Regions from separate parts of the Mus musculus genome. Here region 1 is linked to region 2. A link is a loop called in an ENCODE intact Hi-C map of the cell type or tissue named here. Cell type or tissue: gastrocnemius. All regions are shown on one strand. Links, peaks and the distances in the headings refer to the core of each region. The heading gives the core; the rest is flanking DNA.

Region 1 (10,563 bases), core at 1,468-9,467, 730 kb before region 2:
GCAGGCTGGCCTTGAACTCAGAAATCCACCTGCCTCTGCCTCCAAGTGCTGGGATTAAAGGCATGCGCCATCACGCCAAGCTGAAAATAAATATTTTAAAAAGAGAGAATATGTTCAAGTTTGGGCAACTTTTAGCATACTATCAATTAGTTCATTTTCCCTTTTAATCGAATGCCTTTTGGACATATATTGTCTATTGTGACACAAACACAGGGACAGGCTACCGTACTGTTAGGGCTGCCTAACAGTGAGCTTGGCACACGATTTTGAGGGGTTTCTTTAAAGCAAAGGACATATTGAAATCACCTTAACATCCCTAGGGCCTACTTTACTGACTCTACTTTACCAGAGAGGTCCTAGTTTTCTGGTCCCATAGCCCCCCTCCTACTGTTTGAAGCTCAGGGTTTCCTTCAGACTTGTAAGGTCTGAGTGACTCATGGGTACGCCAAGGACCCAGCCAGGGGCGCACTCTGCATTCAAAACCCAAGGCTCTCAAATGAACCCAGTTTTGTTTAAGCCTGACCAAATAGGTATTGAAAATCGTAGTGGAAGGACGCCTGAGGTTATCAGCCCATTTCCCACCTTATTGAGTTCCTGTCACAGTTGCCTGAAGAATGTCCAATGACTTAATTTAATTCATTTGCTTTCTGAGAACTAGACAGGAAAGAAAATTCCCACCAAAATAAGAACTTCAAACTAAATAGATGTAAGGATTCAAAGGTAGAGCGAGAAATCTGAAATAATCGTGCTGAGACATTGATTTGATGTTATAGAAAGGATCAAATGTTCTGATAAACTCCCTTGTAATTACAAATAATTAAAAAAAAATAGGCTGAAGAAAATTGTGATTTCCAGCTGGGTGGTGGTGGCTCACACCTTTAATCCCAGCACTTGGGAGGCAGAGGCAGGTGGATCTCTGAGTTCAAGGCCAGCCTGGTCTACAAAGTGAGTTCCAGGACAGCCAGGACTATACAGAGAAACCCTGTCTTGGAAAAAAAAAAATCCAACCCCCCCAAACAAACAAACAAACAAACAAAACACAAAAAAGAAAGAAAGAAAAAAAAAGAAAGAAAGAAAGAAAGGAGGGAGGGAGGGAAGGAGGGAGGAAAGAAAGAAAGAAAGAAAGAAAGAAAGAAAGAAAGAAAGAAAGAAAGAAAGAAGAAAAGAAAGAAAGAAAGAAAATCATGATTTCGAAACCAGAAATGACTAGAACACCAGCAGGAATCAGGAAACCCGATCGGTACCTTTAAAATGCCACATAACCTGGGGGAGGGGGAGGGCAGAACGAATAGAGTACTTGCTGCGCACGTTGGAGGGTTTGAGTTCATATCCTCGGAATCCACAGAAAACAGGACTCTCGAGGTAAGGGGCCTGTGTGATCCCAGTTCTCCTACAGTGAGAAGAAGGCAGAGATGGAACTCTGGATGCACTTTGGACCAATGGGCCTGGAGAACACAGTGGGAGACCCTGCCTTAAACAGGGCGGAAGGTGAAGGACTGGCTGTTGAGCCTGCCTGCTGACCACCTTGTACGTACACAGGAACGCCCACGCTCACATACATGAACATACACAAAACAAAAAAAGTCAAATAACCCATTTTACCTGCAGTTCAAGAGCTAATGCATTATCCGTTCTGAACCAGCCCACTGAGATGTCAACGTCGGAGAGATTCCTTATTTCTGTGACCTTGGGTATTGCTGTCATTTGGGACTTTAATGTCCCTTGGAGATCCAGGTGGTTAAAAACTTGGCGAATAGTGGGACACTACAGGAAATGAGACCTGGTGGCAAAATCTCTAGGTCATCTGGAATGTACTTTGGAAGGAGATCACAGGACCTGTGTCTCTTCCATCTCTTTTCTCTCCGAGCCTTGGGAGTGGTTTTGCTTTGTGATACAATCCTGCCTCTCTCTGCCGAAGAACCAGGGCTAACTAGCCACAGAGCAGAATCTCTGACAGTGTGAGCCCCAATGGAGCTTTTCTTGGTATAAGTCACTGTCTTAGTGCTTGCCATGGCGACAGAAAGCTGACTAACACGGTCTCATGGCCGTCCTGATGCATATTCACTTACCTGACAGGTTTGTGGACAGGGTTGAGGATCTTTGGCTAAAGGCGCTTGCTGCCTGACAGCAGCAGTTCAGTACGCGGGACACACAAAGGTGCAAAGAGGACGGAGTCCACACAGTTGTCCTCTAACCTCCACACTGTACGTGAGCCCCTCATCACAATCACATAGATACAGTAATAATATATTCAAATTTTAAATGCTAAATTAACAATCCCAGAGTCCTTAGTTGACAAGCCGGTCTGAACCGGTCACTCCCACCAGCGCTAAGTTTACATTAGCTACTAAGTGGTCTCCTTGTTAGTCACTTATCTTGTGCAGGGGAACACAAACTCCAGGAGGCCTGAGTGACTGAGTGACCTGCTTCTTAAGGGGTCTCCTTCTCGGCTGCCTTCAGTTCTGCTGGAGCTCCGTGTTGCTGCTTTTATACACAGCAGGGAGACTGTTAGCATGCATGAAGTGAATTAATAAACAAGTGCTGTTATTCAGAATCTTGCAACTTAGGCTGTGAATTGACAGTGCTGGTAGTCCCAGCGTGTGGCCTCTTTGACATTGACCCAGGGAGCAGGTAGATCCCACCGGCCTTTGCGTTTTCCACCCCTACTCTCATAATGACACTTTTTTCCATTTACAATCTCTTCAGCTCCTTGGAGATACCTGAAAGAACCTAACCTTCATTTTATTTTTAGTCATTTAAATTTAAATTTAATTAAAAGTATTTTTTTAGAGAAATGGCTAACTTCTGGAGGAAAAGGCAGTATTAGAGATCGTGCTGCCACCTACAGGACAGAAGGGGTAGTACACCCGCCTCATCTAAAAGCTGGAACGTTCACGAGTCAGAGCCGTCAGCCGCTTAGGAACGCTCAGGGATCTAAGGAAATGCAGGGCGGCAGGTGGCTAGCATGCAGTGCGCGCGTGTGTATGTGAGTTCATATGTTTATGCACATGTGTATGTAAATGTGTTTTTTTCCAGGGTCACTGTACTGGTTAGTTTTGTGTCAACTTGACACAGCTGGAGTTATCACAGAGAAAGGGGCTTCAGTTGAGGAAATGCCTCCATGAGATCCAACTGTAAGGCATTTTCTCAATTAGTGATGAAGGGGGAAAGGCCCCTTGTGGGTGGGACCATCTCTGGGCTGGAAGTCATGGGTTCTATAAGAGAGCAGGCTGAGCAAGCCAGGGGAAGAAAGCCAGTAAAGAACATCCCTCCATGGCCTCTGCATCAGCTCCTGCTTCCTGACCTGCTTGAGTTCCAGTCCTGACTTCCTTTGGTGATGAACAGCAATGTGTAAGTGTAAGCTGAATAAACCCTTTCCTCCCCAATTTGCTTCTTGGTCATGATGTTTGTGCAGGAATAGAACCCCTGACTAAGACAGTCACCTAGTTAAGAGTTTGTCAATTTTATCTTTTTCAAGGAACAAACTGCTCATTTCATCCGTCTGCTGGACTGCCTTTTTAAAGTCTTCATTTCATTTATTTCCACTTTGATCTTTATTATTTCTTTCCTTCTAATTCTAGGCTTGAATTGTTTGTTTTTCATACATGCACACACATATGTATTTGCTTTGCTCTCATCTGTCTGTGCAGGTAGGCGTGTGTACCTGAGTAGGTGCACATGGAGACCGGAGGTTAATGTTAGGAATGTCTGTCCCAGCTATTAGGGATGTCTGTCCCAGCTGCTTCTCCACCTTCCTGCTTGACTTTTTTTTTTTTTTTTTAGTTTGTATTCTTTTCTAAAAATATTTAAAAATTTTGTATGTATATGCATGTTTTGAATTTATGTATGGGTGCGCTGTATGTGTGACTGGTGCCTGTGGAGGCCAGAAGAGGATGCCATATCCCCTCACCTGGGATATTGTGAGTGGCCATGCATGCCGGATCTTCTGCAGGAGCAGCAGGCACACTTAACCTCAGAGCCTTCTCTCTAGCCCCTCCTTATTTCGAGGAGACAGCATCCTTCGCTGAACCTGGGTTTGGATGAGACTGAGCTGTGCTAATGGATACGAATTGCAGCGCCTGTCTTCATGTCCACACTTGGGCTGCAAACTCAGCTTGTCAAGCAGCTACTCTACCCACCCAACTGTTCCCTCACCCTCATGTCTCTAGTGTCTTGGGATTCAGTGATAAATTCTTGAGACACCATTTCTGCAAGCTTCCTCCATTTCTCTTTATTCTTCCCACTCCCAACCTTTATTTGCATAGATAGATTGTTGTTGAGCCCATGAATTCCCTCTCATTTGGTTTCTTCCGAAATAAAGAACCTCTACTGCATCTAAACCTTTGTTTCATGATTTTTCAGCTCAGGGATTTCGGTTTGATTTGAAGAAATCATTTCTGTCTTCCGCTTAAGCCTTTCTGTTAGAATATCCTCTTCTGAAAACTCAAGGAGTTTCCCCAGGGTGGCTCTTTCAAGTTCTTCCCCAGAGTGTCTGTCTACATGGGTTGTAATCCAGGCCATTCCTGGTGCCATATCTTTTTTTTTTTTTTCTTTCCAAGACAGAGTTTTTCTGTATAGCCCTGGCTGTCCTGGAACCCACTCTGTAGACCAGGCTGGCCTCGAACTCAGAAATCCGCCTGCCTCTGCCTCCCCAGTGCTGGGATTAAAGGTGTGTGCCATCACGCCTGGCTCTGGTGCCATATCTTTAGGTAAGCCTTGTTTCCCTGATGGCTCTTGATGCTTGGCATGACATCATCCTGCGCATATAAGGGTTAGTATTTCCTTAGGACCTCACAATCTAATTTTTCAGGAAATGTTTTTCTCTGAGCCTGTAGTCATGTGTATTACGTTTCAGAGTTAATTGACTGATGGTGTGTTTGGGTGCTCCAGTGCACAGGACTGGGTGCGCATGTGCCATGGCCCACATGTGGAGGTTAGAGGACACCTTACAGAAGAGAGTTCTGTCCATCCACCATGTGGGTCCTGGGCATCGAACTCAGGTTGTCAGGCTTTGCAGCAAGCGCCTTTACCTGCCAAACCATTCCACTGCCCACCTCGACCCATGTCTGCACTTGATGGAGCTCTAAATCCAAGATTGCTTCTCGCTGTTGGTGTGTTGTCGCTGTGTGAGCACTAGAGGGCGCTCCAAGCACAGATTTGTCAATCATCTGCCACTGCTCAGCCTGAATTGGGATCGTTTTTTAAGTCTTTTCCTGTGTACAAAGCAAGCCCATTTGCCCGTGTATCTGTCAGGAACTGTGGGATTCTGCCTGGCTCTAGGGTAAAATCACTGTGGAGGGATTCAAGTACTCTCTATAGTCATGGGCATAAACTCTGCACCGGGGCTCTGCATATCTTACCATTGGACCTTCAAACCCAGTTCTGGTACCAAGGGGGAGGCATTTTCCCCAGGATGCTTGGTGCGGCATCTCAGCCAGCCCCTTCCTTTGTTTGTGAGTGTATTTCTCCATCTTTCTAGCGCCAGACACATTAGGCCTCAACTGGCTTCCCCATCTCTTTAGAAGGTAGTTTGGTGCCACCTGTCCAAGTGGGTGTGTTCATGGAGAGAAAGTAGAGGGAGCCCATTTAGATATCAATGCATTTTTTTTCTTTTTTACGCCTAGAAATCATATTTTTACCCTTGGGGTTTTCTTGTGTCGTTCACTTTGGTTGCATTTTCAACACTAACTGAATTATTGCCTGGAAGGGGGTTCACATAGCACCCATAATTAGTTAACTTTAAGGAAAAGAGATTACTCTTAATCTGGGGCCTTGTCTGTCCAATCAGGGGAACACTGTAAAGGCAGACACCAAAGAAGGCTTCTTGAACAAATTCTTCAACACCAGCATTAGTGCCTGTTGGGGTTTCCAGCCTGCTGGTGAATAGCTATCCGGAGACGCGTTGATACATACTTACAACACTCAGAGTAATAGCTAGACGCATTGATACATACTTACAACACTCAGAGTAATAGCTAGACGCATTGATACATACTTACAACACTCAGAGTAATAGTTAGACGCATTGATACATACTTACAACACTCAGAGTAATAGCTAGCGGAGACGCATTGATACATACTTACAACACTCAAACAGAGTAATAGCTAGCGGAGACGCATTGATACATACTTACAACACTCAAACAGAGTGTAGGGCCCAAATCAATTGTCCTCCTCCATCCTAGAAGAGGCTTGGGGCTTCTCTGATGAAGCTTAGAATAGATAGAGCATTTACTGGTGGACATGGACGAAAGCATGGAAAAAACTGCCGGAAAGTGCTCAGAGGCTTGCTGGCTGCTTCTGATTGGCCAGGAGGATGATGCTTGCACTGAGCTGGACCCTGGGCTTTGTTGGCACAGGGAACCTCAGGACTGGAGCTGCTCCAGTCTGATGACTTCCCAGCTGGTTATCTAAACAGACTCTGGCTTGCCACGCCCCACGGCCACATGGCTTAATTCTTTAATCTACCTCTGACCTCAACAGATGTATCACTCTTAGTACACTTAACTGCAAGCCACCTGCTGGCCATTGACTCCAGCATGAGGTGCCAATTAAGTTTAAAAAACCCAACCAAAGCTTGTATTTTCGTCCGTTTCCCCTTTGGCCCTTAGCCCTGTTTACCATTCGCTGTTCTTTCTGCCTAGGCTCAGGCATCCTTACCGTCTCTTTTCTCCACTGTTCAAACGCTACCAAAGATAGGACCATAAAAATGTCAAAATTCACCAACATGTTTAGGTGTTAAAATAACAATGAAGCATCCCCTTTCTCTGTGTGAGATAGATCTTCTGGGTTATGCAGAAGTTATTTAAGTAGCCGAGTAGTGGTGGCGCACACCTTTAATCCCAGCACTTGGGAGGCAGAGGCAGGCAGATTTCTGAGTTCGAGGCCAGCGTGGTCTATAGAGTGAGTTCCAGGACAGACAGGGCTATACAGAGAAACCCTGTCTCGAAAAACAAAACAAAACAAAACAAAACGTTATTTAAGTTGTTTTTGGTGGGGGCAGTCTGAAGTCATAATATATATATAACCTGACAACCCACATTATTCTAGGACTTTCTACTCTATAGCTCTCTGGTAGCACATAACATAGGCACTTCCTTTTTATTTTTATTTTTTAAAGTCGTCATCATCACCATCACCACCACCACCACCACCACCATCCTCATCATCACTATTATTATTTGTGGTGCTGGGTCTCACATGAGCAATGTGTGCTGGATATTCTGTTTGTTTGTTTATTTGCTTATTTATTTTTATGTATGTGAGTGCACTGTAGCTGTTTTCAGACATACCAGAAGAAGGCATCGGATCCCATTACAGGTGATTGTGAGCCACCGTGGGAATTGAACTCAGGAACTCTAAAAGAACAATCAGGGCTCTTAACCACTGAGCCATCTCTCCAGCCCCCTGCTGGATAGTTTTATGCCAACCTGATGTAAGCTAAAGTCCTCTGAGAGTTTGAAAATGCCTCTGTAAGATCAGGTTGCAGGCAAGCCCACAGGGCACTTTGTTAATTTTGTTAAACTGGGGACAGTTCAATCCCCAGGCAGGTGGTCCCGGGTTCTTCAGCAGTCTGAGCAAGCCATGGGAGTGATCCAGGAAGCAACACTCCATGGCCTCTGCATCAGCTTCTGACTCCAGGTTCCTGCCCTGTTTGAGCTCCTGTCCTGCCTTCTTTTGATGATGATCAGTGCTGTGGAAGAGTAAGCAGAATAAACCTTTTCCTCACTAAGTTGCTGTTGGTCATGGTGTTTCATCACAGCAATAGGGACTATGATGGTTTGTGTGTGCTAGGCCCAAGGAGTGGCACTATTAGAAGATGTAGCCCTGTTGGATTAAGTGTGTCACTGTGGGTGTGGGCTTTAAGACCCTTATCTCAGCTGCCTGGAAGTCAGTATTCTGCTAGCAGCCTTCAGATGAAGACGTAGAATTCTCAGCTCCTTCTGCACTGTGCCTGGATACTGCCATGCTCCCACCTTGATGATAATGGCCTGAACCTCTGAAACTGTAAGCCAGCCCCAATTAAATGTCTATATAAGAAGAGTTCTTGGTCATGGTGTCTGTGCGCAGCAATGAAAACCCTAATTAAGACAGTGACCCTGTCTAAGATACAATGCAAGTGCTCTAACAATGAAGTAAATCCTCAGTTGCTGGAAGCATCTGTCACTCATTTCTTCCTCCCGTAATTCTTGCCACCAACCATCTTGACCCACGTAGACCAAGGCAGTCCTTTGACCTAGGATCAGTCAGGTTGTCTGTGTCTAAATACATATATACGTTGTATTTGCAAATACACACATACATACACGTGTAGTTTTCTTTGAAAAGTTGAAGGAAATGGGGTCTCCTCTGCCCCCAGAAGTAATGCACCCTGCTCACACTTTGGTATCTGTCCTTTGTAACATGAAGGAAAGTGTGTATTCGTCAAGCGGCCACCTTTGAGATACTTTGTAACAGCAGCAGTGAGAAACAAATGGCCTTGGCAGATGGAGCTGGGAGCTGCAGTCTGGATCAGTAAAGGCAAGGCTGCCTACTGCACAGGGTAAGTGTCCTTTTCTAGCACAGAAGGCTTCTGGATCACTTCCCGTGGTTACTTTATTTCTCCAAGCTCAGCATTTTCTGCTGGAACTCAGTTCATTTCCACGTAGACCACCTGACTCTCTGCATCTCCTCCTGGAATTCCAGTCTAAGAGAAACTGGGTCAAATACTGATATTCTAACTTCTACTATTGTAAGGGGAAAAAAATAACCTGTTCTTTGTGATTTGAGAATCTCATGTCTTCTGCCAGCCTCCATAAAACTCAACTGGCTGGCTTCTTATTTTGCCACAGTGTGTTCATTGCCAAGGTTATCCTCAAAATGTCTTCAAGAATCTCCTCTACCCAGGCAAAGCCATGAAGCCATTGGTGACCTTTGAGAAACTCTTTCTTTTTTCAATATTAAGGATCAAGGGTCATAATGTCTGTCTCTACTTTTAAGAGAGGAGATAGATTTGAAACAGGACTGACAATAATAAATTAAATTCTCCATTTACTCTTGTCTTTGTTAGGGTTTCTATTGCTGTGAAGAGACACTATGACCCTGGCAACTCTTATAAAGGAAATTGGGGCTGGCCTACAGTTTCAGAGGTTCAGTCCATTTAACTCATGGTGGGAATATGGCAGTGTGCAGGCAGACATGGTGCTGCAGGAGCTGAAGTTCTGCACCTTGCTCTAAAGGCAGCAACAGGAGACTGTATATCACACTGGGTGTAGCTTGAGCATATGAGACATCAAAGTGCACCCCCACAGTGACGCACATGCTCCAGGAAGATCACACCTACTCTAACAGGTCACACTTCCTAATAGTGCCACTCTCTATGGGCCTATGGGGGGCAATTACATTCAAACCACTACAACCCTGTATGATTAAACTGTTTTTTAAAAATTTTACTTATTTTTATTTTATATGTATGGGTGTTTTGACTGAAACTATGTTTAAGCATCACATGTATGCAGTGCCCACAAAGGCCATAAAATGGCGACAGATCTCCTGAGGCTGGAATTATAGATGGTTGTGAGCTGCCTGTGAGTGCTAGAAATTGAATCTAGGTACCTGGAAAGGCAGCCAGTGCTCTTAAAGCACTCCAGCCCCTCCCCTGCACAGCTTTAAAAGTATCCCATTGGCCACTGTGGCGCCTATTAAGACATTTTTCATCTTTTCCCCCTCATCTATAGACGTTCCTTCCTGAATGCCTTCATTTATCTTCCTTTTCTCTGATGTGCAGAGAAGACTCCTGGGAATGAATTTCCCATTCCTTCCCCATAACGTTCCCACGCTGAGCTTGCTTTGTACTTTAGGATTCCCCTTGATTACACCACGAACTCTGTTGGCACCCGCAAGCGCTTGGTGTTTGTAGCCCAAGCTCAAGCCATGGTCCCATTAGTGCTTCTGAAGTCATCTTTCAGGGGCTTAAACTTTCCCCATTTATGACTTCTTTCACCAGAGAAAGTTCTACACAACCCTGGATGTATAGGTTTTATTATTGACGTAAAAGTACCTGACTTAAAAGAAACTCAGGAAGGCAGGGTGGCACGCAGGCACAAACACGCACAGACAGGCAGGCAGGCAGGCAGGCGGCAGAAGGCTTCTTTTGGCTCGCAGTTTGAAGGTACAGTCATCACGGCAGGGCAAGCATGGTGATGGGCGCTTGCTGCACCTTCAATCAGAAGGCAGAGAGACAATGCCCATATTCATCCAGTTTTCCCCTTGTGTCTAACTGGGGACCCTAGCTCCTGGAAGAAAGCTTCCCGTTTGCTCTCAGGTAGACTTCCCTTTCACTTACTCTCTCTTGGAGACACTCTTACAGACACGCCAAGCAGCTGTTCCCAGAATAATTCTAAATCCAGTGGGTTGACCGCGAAGGCTGAGAATCACAAAAGATGTGGAAAAGGGGTAAACAAGCCAAACATTTACTGATAATAAAGCATAAAAACATTTATTTTATTATTTATTTATGTTTTGAGACAGCTTCTCACTGTAGTTCTGGCTGGCCTCAAACTTGTAGAGATTTGCCTGTTTG
Region 2 (8,000 bases), core at 1-8,000:
GTTTGTGAGGGCATGAAGCTAGGATGTTTCATATTCTAAAGCTTGATCATGAGTGTCATTTAAGAGAGATTTAATTTCTCAGTTCTAGTTGCACAGTGAGCCAGGGTGTGAGGTGTGTGTGGGTATTAGTTATGTTTCTTATTTCTGTATCCAATTCCTAAAAAGGAGCAACTTCCGGGAGGAGGGGCTTGCTTTGGCTTACAGTTTGAACAGACATGGTACTCTCTGGTATGGAAGGCATGCAACAGGAAGGAGGGGCTTGCTTTGGCTTACAGTTTGAATAGACATGGTACTCTCTGGTATGGAAGGCATGCAACGGGAGCATGAGACAGTTGGTCACATGTATCAACACTCTGGAAGCAGAGAACAGACAGGAAATGGAGACAAGCTATGATACCTCAATGTCTGCTCCAATAACCTACTTCCTCCAGTGTAACCCCAACCCCTAAAGCTTCCAAAAGCTTCCAAAATCACACCATCAGCTAGGAACCAAGTGTTCACACATGAATCTATGTGAGATATTTCATATTCAAACCATTACTGGTAATATTTTGGAAGACAAGACTTTATTTATAAAATATATGGAGGTTTAACTAGGGAAAGGTTAAAGGTTAAAGCTGTGCCATGAAGTTGAACTTTGTCCTCTAGCTTTAGAGAGCCATCAGATACCAAGGCAGGACCCACCCCCCCACCCCCATTTTTATATTTTATACAAGGAAAAACTCAGATTGGTAAAAAAGAAACTGAAAGAAAATGGTCCATTTGTGCTTGGGTAAAAAAAAAAAAAACGGCTCCTTAAGGAAGGAGTGAGGGTATTTTTACAAGTCCTAAGTAGGTCTGATGATTGATTTAATGTTAGAATGAAGAAAGCAAATAATACAAACTGAAACAAACAAAATTCAGTCATTGTTGGGCCAGGTGGAGGATGTACTGTTTGCTAAGAGTGGAAATACAGGAGGAAACTACCTCGAGAGATAGAAATGGGTGTAAGAACTACTTTTAAGAAAAGCTTATCCTGTGGTCAGGTTGAGTAGAAAATAGCCCTGCTTGGGTGAGGGGAGGGAGAGAAGGGGGGAGGTAGGGGAGAGAGGGATGGGTGGGGTTAGAACTGTAGAATAAGGGACTTTCCTGATCACATTGGGTGATAGCTGAAAGGGCAGAAGACAAGTTTGAGTGAGTGAAAATGGGATCCTGTGGTCATATCAGTCGAGGATGGAGGAGGAACAAGCCCAGGCAAGCTTGTTCTCAGAGAAAGGAGGAAGACAAGCAGGCCAGAGGAGGAAGGGAGCTATGCAGGGAGAGGAGAATACTGGGTCAGGAGAGTTGCTCACCAGACACTTGCATTGGACAGAGAACGTCTGAGAACGCCTTCATTCATGGAGGTTTGAATCCTGACAGAATACATGTTTTGAAATGGGTAGCACTTTGTGGGGTCAAAGAGCAACTTAGTTAGGAAAATGGTAACACGCTTTGGGATGAGAAGAACAGAAGGAGAACACAGAAAGCAATTCATATAAAAGATATACCATCTGCATTGGAGAAACCAGAGTAAAACAGAGAGGAGGCTAATACTTAAAGGAAGAAAGGATACTTTGACCATGAATACTTTTACCCATAAGAGATAGTCTCGTGCATCTGTACACATTTAATCAAGTTAAATTAAAGCCTCGGGGAAAGGATAGCATACCCAAGTTCTTTAACGCTCCTGTCCCTCAGTGAGCTACTAGGGTCGGCAGACCATAGGATAATCTATTTTGACTCATAACTTTTTGACTTTTGAAAGATTCTAACTGATGCCAAGTTCTTAAGTGGAAGTATAGCCCAGACTACTAGCTAGATACTTTCTCTTATTCTCCTGCTTAGCTATTCAGCCAGGACATAGTCTGTGAAAAAAACAGGACAATAAAAATGATTTGCTATACTGGTGTATTTCTAGCCACAAATAAGGAGGAAGTTTTGCTGAGACAAGCCATAGCAATGAAGAGATGTTCTTTTCATGGCTACAAGTCCTCAAGGGTTAGTGAAGTTACCATCTAAACAGTAGGAACAGTGACCTGGGGGTTTTATTGTTTTGTTTAATTCTACTGTTCTATTGTCTAGATTGTCTTTTCTTAATGACAATCCCACCTATAGCTACTGGAGGCAGCATAGGTCCTTCTGAAGAGGCAGAAGCACAAAGGCGTCTTCATTTCTCATGAGCTCACATTCTCTTGTCTTACTCATCTTTAGCCAAATTTCTAGCTTGAGGATCCATCCTAATGATCATAATTAGTATAAAGCATCGGTAGTTTCTGGTGAGATGGCTTGGTGAATAAAACATACTTACTGCCAAGCCTGAATGACCTGACTTAAACCTCAGGGACCTACATAGTAGGAGGAGAGACGCTATTCCAACAAGGTGTTCCCTGACATCAACACACACTATAGTCGTGAAACAAAATAAATAAATACAAACTGAAAAAAAATTAAGTAAGACAATCATGAACCTAGTGGGTTGTAATTAGTGTTATTAATCATCAACTAGACAGGATCTGGAACCATTTATGAAATGAACCTACAGATATACCTCTTAGGAACTGTTTGGCCTCCGGTTGCAATGGTGAGAGATTATCTTGACTAGGTTAATTGTTGTGGCATGCCCTATATTAACCATAGACAAAACTGTTCTTTGGGTGGGGATCCTGGACCATATCAAACGGAGAAAATGACCTGAGCACTGGCTTTCATCTCTGCTTCCTGGCTGTGGCTGCAATGTGACCAGCTACTTGAAACTGCTGGCACCATGCTTTCCCCACTGTCACACTGTGACCCAGAATAAATGCATTGCCCCTCAAGCTACTTTGGTCAGAGTTTCATTTACAGCAAGAGAAGTTACTAAGACATTTTGACACTTTGGATGAAAAGGTCCTCTGCAGGCTCAGGTGTTTGAATGCCTGGAGAAGATTGGTGGAGAAAGTATGTCACTAGGGGTAGGCTTTCAGAGTCTTAAAGACTTCAGCCACTCCGAGTTTGTTCTGTGATTTCTGCTTGCCATTGAGGACTTGAGTTCTCAGTTTCCTACTTGGGGAACCATGCTGATTGCCTCCAGGTTTCCTTGCCTAGATAGAAAGTCTTTACTCCTCTGGAACAATAAGCTCAAATAAACTCACTTTTTTTATAAGCTGTCTTGGCAATGGTGTTTTATCACTGCCATAGGAAAGTGACCAATACACAAGTAGTTTATAAACTTTGAAGAAAGTTAAGAACAATGACACTTTGAGTGTCATTAGACATATGGATTCCTCTATCTAAATGTCACTCTGCTTCATAAGATGATGGTTGAAGCCATCAATGAATCCAACAACCAGATACTGTCGATGGGAACCTAAGAAGGCACTTTATCTTTTGACTGGTATAGAGTAAGGCTGATAGTGGAAATGACTCAGTAACTTGCAATTATTTTTGTGAAGTATTGAAGCTCATTAGGACACAGTCTGGGGCTGTATTTAGCTTTCTCCCATATTAAATTGAATTGTCTTTAATCTGCTATCAAAGCCAGTACTTGCAGGGATTTTCTGCCTGTCTTTTGTTCTCTGTTTTGAAAGGTGTTCTCTATTTGTTCTTTGCTCATAGTTTAACAAAGAAGCTTACACAATGTTTCACTTCTCATCTCCTTAAGACCAAATAAAACTGAAATTGACTAAAATAATAGCTAACAAAAATTCAAAGCAAATTTTGTTCATATCCTCTCTCCAGATACCAAGGGTGGGAATACTGGCAACCAGCAATGTTTAATGTTTTATGATACTAAGCTTCTGGAACTGATTTTCCCTTCTTTGTATAGATACTTTGTTTTAAGTATCTATAATTTTGGCTCTCTGTATTCCTTAAATTGACCTTTATTGCTGTAACAAGGGCTTCTGAAAGCATTGACTGAACCTATCATTATGACCATGTGGAGGAAAGGAATCTCTGACAAAAATTTCAAGTGACTCATATCTGACGTATTTACTGATTTCTCTTTACACAGCCAGCCATTGATGATAACAGTCAAGAATAGAAGACATTTCTTTAATTATTCCTAAAAGGTCCCACTTCTTCCTGTTCACTATATTTTGAGCCACTGAGGTCTTTTAACTTGAAGATAATCATATTTTAATTGTCTCTCAATAATCCTAATATAAGATTATAACTCAAGCCATTTCCTCAAACTGAAGCCTTTGACTCAGATTTGTAGACAGATACAATATAAAATTTTATTTTATTGTAACCTAATACATAAATGAAGACAATCACCTTACTAAAACCACAGATGGTTCTAGAAAGTACCAAAACTTTTGCTTCCAAGGGAGAATGGTAGGAAGATTTCCCTTATATATGAAAGCAGAGAATAGGAATAGAGAAAAGGCCTTCCTTCCTTCTTTTCTTCCCTCTTTTCTTTCCTTCCTCCCTTCTTCCTTTCATACTTATTTTCCTTCCTTCTTCCCTCCCTCCTTCCCTTTCTTCCTTCATTCTTAGAAGTTTTGAGATAGTCTCACACAGAATGGCCTGAACTATGTAACCACAATCTTGTCTCTTGCTTCCTGGCAATATTTATCCCTCAGCCCAGCAATACAGATATGAATCATGACACCAGGCACACATAGCCTGGTTTTCAATTGAGAGCTATTAATACTGCCTTTCCTAAAACTTTGTGCTTGAGAGAGTCTAATTTGGCATTTCCAAAGAAAATGTGGAGAAAGGGAGGATACTGTGAAATCTTGGCATTTGCTGATGACGTTCACAGGTTGATAGTGAGAGCCAAAGCTCGAGAAGATTAATTAGAAGAGTGTAGCAAGAGCATGAAATGAATTGGCAAAAATAATTTTGTATTAACCACGACAGGTAACTGCAGTATTCCCACTGAGAACAGCTAATGCAGCCTTGAGACCACCACACAACCGGTAACAAATGGCAGCATCCCTAACTATAGGCACAGAGCTTTTCTTGCCGTGCACAAAGTTTAAGATTCTGAAAGTCATAAGTCCTTCCTTTTATCATGACAGTTTCAGAACAGGGAATTGCATTTTGGAAAGTTGAAAAAGGATCAAAGGTATCCAAAGTTTTCATTTTATAATTATTGTTATTTTGCCTATCATTTTAAAACATTTTTTTTTGTTTTGAAGAAAAGAAGAAAGAAAAAAGGAAGAAAGGCAAGAAAGGAAAAGAAAGGAAGGAGGGGAAGGAAGGAGGGAGGGAGAGAAAGAAGGAAGAAGGGAGAGAGGGGAAAAAAGGAGGAAGGCAAAGGAAAGGAATGTCACTGTGCTTATGATGTGTCTACATAAGCTCACCAAGCATCATCTATAGCATAATTTTGTTAGGAAACAATCTTAGATTCTAATATTTGTTATTCATATGTTTTGAAATTTGATTTCTCTATAAATCCACAAAGCTTTCTTCTTAATGCAAAGTATATTTTATTAATTGTGAAAATTGAATTGGTTGCTTTTTTATAGATTAATGGAGTATTTTTGAAGTGCTTTTCTTGTATTAGAACAATTGAGGACATTGGTACCCTTCATTGTTGTTGTACCTTTTTGATTTCAAACAAGAACATTTCATTGAGGCTGTTGGTCAGAATCATGGATTTTTGTATGCTCACAAGTGACTTGTTCACATATTTTGTTGTGAGTCCTGGAGATCCTGAAAATATTTCTAGAGGAAAGAACTAAGAAAATATTATAGAAAGAGAAGATAAAAGTAAAAAAGGCTACAAGAACAAATGTATTGACTTTTCTGTACCTGATGGGTTCCGGGGTACCTTTGATTCACCTTGATGCCAACTTTAGAAGAATCTATTTTCACTGGAGTTGCAAGTGCCATTGTTTCCTATGCTTGATGTTCATCTGAGTTACTTTTCTGTTGCTGTGAAAAATTACCATGGCCTAGACAACTTATAGAAGAAAGAGTTTATTTGGGCTTATGGTTCAGAGGGATGGGAGTCCATCATGGCAGAGAAAAGTGTCAAGAAAGCTCTTAGTCTGCAGAGGAGCAGGAAGATGAATGCTCATATTATCAAACCCAAGTATAAGAAGAGAGTGAACTGTAAATAGGGTAAGACTGTGTAATCTCAAAGTCTGTCCACAGCAGTGCCTATTTTCCAGCAAAGCTGCACTGCCCAAACCTACCCCAAATAGTACTGCCTTCTGGAGCCAAGTATTTAGATCAAGACCTTGAGGGACAGTTCTCATTCAAACCACTAGTGTGTTCTTGCAGCCTTGGACACAGCCATCTTGAAGTCTGGCCTCTTAAGTTTCTGTGAAGTTGATTTTCTGATAATAAAAACCAGAAGTCTTCAGTGCCTAGTACACAGATCTGTGAAAGCAAACCTTTATTTTTCTTGTACAATCCAAGGCTTGATAATCAGTTTTTCTGTTACCTGTTCATTAGTCAACGAGCATGCTCTTTACCTCATCACATCTCTAGGACAGTTAGCCAGGCATCTTTCTTCATCCTTGCCTGACTTCAGTCATGTACTTCTTGGTTTTTGCTTTTTATTTTTAAGAATTAATTTATTTTAATAATGTATATGTAAGTGTGCTCATGAAGGCATGAGCACTCTAATGCAAAGCTTTGATCACCCACTCCATTGACCCCACACATTTCTTCAGTGATATGTAACCCATGAACCTCATACACATGGATTCCTTTGGGCTCCATCTGATGAAGCTTTCCTGTCTCCATGGTTTTGAACATGAGAGCAACTAACTCCTCTCCTCATACATAATGCTCACACCACTCACTGTTCTGCAGGGTTCTTCATTGCACTTGGGAGGTTAACCAAAGATCGTGATTGTGGCTTCCATTGCTGCTGAGATATAGTTTCTTCAACTTCATGCTCATCCTTTCTACCTGAGGTGCTCAAAGTTCACCATGAAAATTGTACCCAAAGTACCATATTTTTTTTCCTCTCCCTAGAGGCCCACTAAGATCTTCTCTTTAAAAAAAAAAGAAAAGAAAAGAAAAAAAAAGAGAGATTCACATGTATATCGGAATCCCCTGCCTGTGATTTCAGTATTATCAGATTATAGGAAAACATTGTAGAGTTGTTTTCCTTATCAGTTATTACGTCTTCAAATTGACATTTGCTACTTTCCAGAGAAACTTATTCTAGAACAAGCTGTTGAGAGCAGGTTTCACTCTTGGCTGTAGTTCCTCAAGAGACTTTTAGAAATTAGTTTAGAATAGGAAACTGTTCTAGAAGATTGAGATTGCTGTCTCAGGGAGCTATCTTAATGCAGTGATTTGTTTTCAGGGACATATTGCACACCATAACGTCTCCACTTTTACTTTCTTGTAGCACAGAATTGGGAAGAAGGAATGGACCTCTCTGAAGGTTTAGAGTATGTAGTATTTCTAGTTCTACTCTGAACTCTGGGTTTAAGCAAGTAAATGACACCTGTCATTGCCCTTATTGTATTGTCCAAAACCTAAAGGAGGAAATAATTTTTACGTAGTTGCATAACCACCCAGAAAAGTATATTTTTTAACATAATATTTTAAGAGACAGTCTTGAGGACTAGGCTCAGGGTACTCAGGATGCTGGGTACCCTCAGCCCACCCCAGCTTCTCCCATTTTATAAAGTACATCAGAAACACAATCCATTTTTATATATCATTTGATTTCATTTTTTCCACATGTAATTCCCTATTGTGGTTATTTATGAAACATGCAAGTGTGGGCACAAGCGCATGCATGCACATGTGTATACACATACACACACACACACACACACACACACACACACACAATGTGAGAAATGCAGCACAAACACACACACAGGCTGTGAGAATGGGACAGGTGATTTTGGAAAGGAAGCCTGTGCTATACATTTGAGCGATGATTAAGATAGCATAGCTCTTCAGAAGAAAGAGAGTCTTCCTACAGGTGAGAGATGGCAGAGAAGTATGACTTCTAGGAAGAGAGTGTGCCACACAGAAACAGATGGTAGAAGATGCATGGCTCCTCACAAGCGATAACT

The links. Hi-C counts contacts between places; a loop is a spot of excess contacts. Peaks named below come from ENCODE experiments on the same cell type or tissue, not always from the same donor. Only the 100,000 strongest peaks of a DNase experiment are listed, where the experiment ranks them.
Region 1: it touches region 2 in a loop (4-fold over the local background); 4 of 42 quality-filtered maps call a loop at or near these places.

Annotation. Positions count from the first base shown.
Region 1 is chr6:140,710,060-140,720,622 of GRCm38, forward strand. The region is part of intron 4 of Gm30215 (a long non-coding RNA gene); the gene reads left to right. Among named protein-coding and RNA genes, the nearest start is that of Gm30215, 35 kb to the left of the region's middle. In gastrocnemius, for the core only: no CTCF peak of the experiment used is centred there; DNase peaks (open chromatin) are centred at 2,601, 2,860, 5,121 and 6,392.
Region 2 is chr6:141,438,951-141,446,950 of GRCm38, forward strand. The region is part of intron 2 of Pde3a (phosphodiesterase 3A, cGMP inhibited); the gene reads left to right. Among named protein-coding and RNA genes, the nearest start is that of Slco1c1, 81 kb to the right of the region's middle. In gastrocnemius, for the core only: no CTCF peak of the experiment used is centred there; no DNase peak of the experiment used is centred there.